Regions from separate parts of the Homo sapiens genome. Here region 1 is linked to region 2. Evidence: chromatin loops called from intact Hi-C (ENCODE). Cell type or tissue: HCT116. All regions are shown on one strand. Region 1 overlaps FAM53A (family with sequence similarity 53 member A). Region 2 overlaps TACC3 (transforming acidic coiled-coil containing protein 3).

Region 1 (2,500 bases), 68 kb after region 2:
CATGTGTGAGTTTCTGTGTGGAAGTTTCATGTATGAGTTTCTGTGTGGAAGTAGGTCTTCATTTCTTTTGGGTGCAAACCTAGTCGTGGGATTGCCAGGTCATATGGTGATTCTATGTTTAACATTTTGAGGAACTGCCAAACTGTTTTCCACAGTGTCTGTACCATGTTCCGTTCTGCAGCAATGTATGAGAGTTCTAATTTCTCCAACTCTTTTTTTCTTGAGGCAGAGTCTGGCTCTTTCGCCCAGGCTGGAGTGCAGTGGCGCGATCTCGGCTCACTCTGCCTCCCAGGTTCACGCCATTCTCACGCCTCAGCCTCCCAAGTAGCTGGGACTACAGGCGCATGCCACCACTCCCAGCTAATTTTTTGTATTTTTTTTTTAGTAGAGCCGGGGTTTCACCGTGTTGGCAAGGATGGTCTCAATCTCCTGACCTCGTGATCCGCCTGCCTCGGCCCCCCAGAGTGGTGGGATTACAGGCATGAGCCACTGTGCCTGGCCCTAATTTCTCCAACTCTCATCAACGCGTGTTATTGTCCATTTTTTTGATAAAAGCCACCTGCATGGGTGTGGAGTGGTATCTCATTGTGGTTCTGATTTTCATTTCCCTATGGTTAGCTATGTTGAGCATATTTTCATGTGCTCATTGGCCATTTGTATCTCTTCTTTTGAGAAATATCTAATGAAATCCCATTTTTACTTTAAAATTGGGTTATTTCTCTTTTTATTTTTGAGTTGTAAGAACCCTTTTTTTTTTTTTTTTTGAGACAGGGCCTTGCTTTGTTGCCCAGGCTGGAGTGCAGGGTCTCAATCACTGCTCACTGCAGCCTCGACCTCCTGGGCTCAAGTGATCCTCCTCCCTCAGCCTTCTGAGTAGCTAGGACTACAGACATGTGTGACCACACCCAGCTTTTTTTTTTTTTTTTTTTTTTTTGTGATGGAATCTTGCCCTTGTTGCTAAGGCTGGAGTGCAGTGGTGCGATCTTGGCTCACTGCAACCTCCACCTCCTGGGTTCGAGAGAGTCTTCTGCCTCAGCCTCCTGAGTAGCTGGGATTACAGGCATCCACCATCACGCCCGGCTAATTTTTATATTTTTAGTAGAGATGGAATTTCACCATGTTGGCCAGGCTGGTCTTGAACTCCTGACTTTGTGATCCGCCTGCCTTGGCCTCCCAAAATGCTGGGATTACAGGTTACAGCCACCACGCCCACCCCACACCCAGCTATTTTTTAAAAATTTATATCTTTTAGAAAGGGGGTCTCACTGTGTTTCCCAGGCTGGTTTCCACCTCTTGTGCTCAATGGGTCCTCCCGCCTCAGCCTCCCAAAATGCAGGGATTACAGGTGTGAGCCATGACACCTGGCCAGTAAGAGTTCTTTATGGTTTCTTCCCCCGTTCTGTCATTCTGTCATCTCGAGAGTGGTGTGTAAATGGAGTGACACAGTGCACAAGCATTTGGGTTCTGCCTTTCCATCAGCATGCTTCCCTGGAGATCCGTCCGGCGGTTCCTCTGCGCCACCAAGAGGTGCTCCGTGGCATGGAGGTGCACTCTGTGTAACCATGTGGAGGAATGCTGCGTCCTAATGCAAATCATGACGTGATTTTTAGGGTTGTGTCCTCATGGGGGACCTACACAGACGACCAGTAACCACAGGCATGAGGCGGTGGGAGGGGAGTGGGCACGGGTGCCTCGCTGAGCTGCCGGAGCAGCAAAGAGGGTTGGAGGTGTAATGGTGGCTGAGTGCTGGAAGATGGGCGGGGTCTTAATGTTGGGGTGGGCAAAGGCCATTGGGGCCACAGGGAGGGGGACGTGGATGGGTGGGTGGGGCCAGCATCTCACTGTGCTCTGGCTGGGGCTTCCCCAGAGAGCCCGGGACAGCAGCCAGGAGGCGGTAGGGCCTGAAGGTCACGTGTGAAGGTCATTCAGCGCGTTGGGGCGTCTGTGCTGCACTGGCTGTGCTGGGTTAGCAATATGGTGCTCACTTCCTGCAGGGAGGCGGGTGGGAAGCAGGTGACTGAGGAGTCGCGATAGTGCATCAGGAAAAAAGTAGAGCCCAAGGGGTGCTGGGAGTTTACATAGGGCGCCGGGCTGTGACCTCCGGGTGGAGCTGGAAGGTGGGTGATGAGCCATATGGACATCTGGGGAGTCAGCCAGGTGGAGGTTCCCATGGCCGTGGGAGCCTGTGAGGGTGGGAGCCTGGGGGCACAGGCATCTGGGATCTGACTCTCAGGAGTCCAGAGGGCAGAGTAGAGGGCCGCGGCAGCCAGGACCAGAGCAGCAGTTCCCGGGCTGAGGGGCGGAGAGCAGGGAGAGCTGAGAATGTCAGGGTAGGGGAGAGAGGAGGCGGTGTGATGGGGCTGTGCTGGGGGCTGTAGGCGCAGGGAAGCTCACTGTGCCGCTGGCCTGGCGGGCACGGTATGGGTGGGTGGCGGGCTGTGGTGTCCTCCAGCCCTGTGCAGCTGTGCAGATACAGGCTGGGATTGATTGGTAGAGAGCT
Region 2 (2,500 bases):
AGGTGCTGGCAGAGTTCAAGGCTCTCTCCTGGAGGAAAGGGCAGAGTCACCCTGTGCAGTGCAGTCAAGGTACTTGGGGTGTGGCTTTGCCTCCCCACAACCTTGTTGAAGTAGACTTGGGGGAGAGGGAGCGGGACATCCCACCCCGTCACCCAAGGCTGCTGGGGGCTTCCACTGCCTGCTACTCTTCTACACGACCAGGCCAGGAGCACAGGTACCCACACAAGCACCCCTTACCTTGCTCTCTGCTGTTGGGGTCTCGGCTGCCAACTGCACCACAGGCGTGTCCTCCGCTGAGGCTGAATGCAGCTGCCTGGGGAGACAGAGTCAGCAGAGGCCCATGCCCCCCACCCCATAACCCCGGCGTCCCCTGCTCCAGCACTGAGCTGCCATCGCCTTTCCCTGCACTGCTGTGCCGGCCACGTGAACATTCAGCTAGAGCGTGCCAGGCATGGGGCTGTCCCAAGCGACCTGGCCACAAAACTGCCTCACCAACCTCACCCAGCAGGAAAACACGCGCCTTGCCTGCCAGCTCTGGGAGAAGCAGGCTGGGAGCTCTAAAGTCAGCACGATGCAGCCAAAGGGAATCACAAGGATGAGTACATCCCTTTTACTGTGAAACTGACAAAAGGCTTCAAATGTGGAGGCTGGGGCAGGTGTGGGCAGCAAGCCACCCAGGGGCCAAGGCAAGACACCAAGGGCACAAGCTGTTCCAGTATCATAAATATACAGAATAAGAATAGTTATACTAGAAATAGATTATAGATATGATTATATATGAATATCGTTAATCATTAGTTTGTAGCTTTACTCTTTATTCTAATATTATAATAATCTTTGTTCTACAATAATAACCTAGGAAACGCCGGGTGCGGTGGCTCACGCATGTAATCCCAGCACTTTGGGAGGCCGAGGCGGTCGGATCACGAGGTCATATCTAGACCATCCTGGCTAACACGGTGAAACCCCGTCTCTACTAAAAAATACAAAAAAATTAGCCGGGCATGGTGGCGGGTGCCTGCAGTCCCAGCTACTCGGGAGGCTGAGGCAGGAGAATGGTGTGAACCCGGGAGGCAGAACTCGCAGTGAGGCGAGATCACGCCACTGCGCTCCAGCCTGGGTGACAGAGCGAGACTCTGTCTCAAAAAACAAACAAACAAACAAATAACCCTAGGAAAAACCAGGCCATATAGAGATAGGAGGTGAAGGCACACGGTGAGAAAGTGACCGGAAGAGGTGTGTGAGCCCTCTGTCACGCCCGGACAGGGCCACTGGAGGGCTCCCTGGTCTAGCGGTAACACCAGCACTTGGGAAGGCACCCGTTACCTAGCTTGGTCTAGCGGTAGCACCAGTGCCTGGGAAGGCACCCGTTAATTAGACTGGGAAAGGGAGTCTCCCTTTCCCTGGGGGAGTTAGAGAAGACTCTGCTCCACCATCTCTTGTGGAATCAGTCAGGCCCGCCCGCAGCCATCCAGAGGCCTGTGTCCCTGTGATGCTGTGCTTCAGCAGTCACGCTCCTGGTCCACTTTCATGATCCGCTCTGTACACCTGGCTCTGTCTTCTAGATAGCAGTAGCAGAATTAGTCAAAGTGCTAAAGTCTTTGAAATACATAGAAAAAATAATGGCGTCAGCTGTCCTCTCTCTCCGCCTTGGCTGCCAAACAGGGAAGGGCCCAGTGGACACGTGACTTGCGTGACCTGACCTATCATTGGAGATGGCTCACACTCCTTAACCTGTCCCCTTGCCTTGTATCCAATAAGTAACAGCGCAGCCAGACATTCGGGGCCATTACCGATCTCCGTGCCTTGGTGGTAGTGGTCCCCCGGGCCCAGCTGTCTTTTCTTCTGTCTTTTTCTTGTGTCTTTATTTGTACAATCTCTTGTCTATGCACACGAGGAGAAAAAACCCACAGACCCAGTAGGGCTGGACCCTACAGGCAGGACAATCTCCCACTGAGCAACTCTAGGAGATGTAGCCTAAGACCATTCAGCCAGGAGGCAGCAGACCCACGGCCAAGACCCCAGCAAGCAGCGGACGCCACCCAGGCAGTAACAGGCTTTGCCTGGCTTTTGGAGTTACACACCCAAGTCAAGTTCACCTGAGGAGGAACATGACTGGGGGACAGGGTCCTGCCCAGGGTTGGTTGCATTTGGCTTCTGGCCTGAGCCCGCCCTTATTGGATCCCTCCTTAGGCCAGGAGCACTAAAGAGATGCATGGCAGCCAAGGCAAGGCCAAGCACCCTCAGCTGGGAGCCACCTGAGCCCTGTTTTTATCCAGAGGCCCCTCCTCAGGCAGAACCTACCCGGCCTCAAAGGAGTATCTGATGACACTTCTGGCCTCGGGTCCTGGACCACATACACTGCAGGGCAGCTGCCCCACGCCACGCTCCCCATCCCATCCTCACACTTACTGGCTCAGACAGGGACCTGGCTCCTCCGTGGCAGGCCCAGCATGCAACTGTTCAGCCGCTGGCTGGCCCAGCCTGGTCTCAGGGCTTT

Evidence for each region. A loop is a pair of places that touch in the nucleus more often than their neighbours do. Peaks named below come from ENCODE experiments on the same cell type or tissue, not always from the same donor. Only the 100,000 strongest peaks of a DNase experiment are listed, where the experiment ranks them.
Region 1: it touches region 2 in a loop (15-fold over the local background); 2 of 110 quality-filtered maps call a loop at or near these places.

The regions. Positions count from the first base shown.
Region 1 is chr4:1,660,914-1,663,413 of GRCh38, reverse strand. The region is part of intron 2 of FAM53A (family with sequence similarity 53 member A); the gene reads left to right. Among named protein-coding and RNA genes, the nearest start is that of FAM53A, 22 kb to the left of the region's middle. In HCT116, a CTCF peak has its summit at 1,547; a DNase peak (open chromatin) is centred at 1,503.
Region 2 is chr4:1,728,700-1,731,199 of GRCh38, reverse strand. It overlaps TACC3 (transforming acidic coiled-coil containing protein 3), which reads right to left. Exons shown (of 16, transcript NM_006342.3): 4 at 2,413-2,500; 5 at 238-313; 6 at 1-28. Among named protein-coding and RNA genes, the nearest start is that of TACC3, 8.4 kb to the right of the region's middle. RefSeq lists an enhancer at 1-447. In HCT116, a CTCF peak has its summit at 1,258 (motif pointing right); no DNase peak of the experiment used is centred here; H3K27ac peaks cover 914 bases.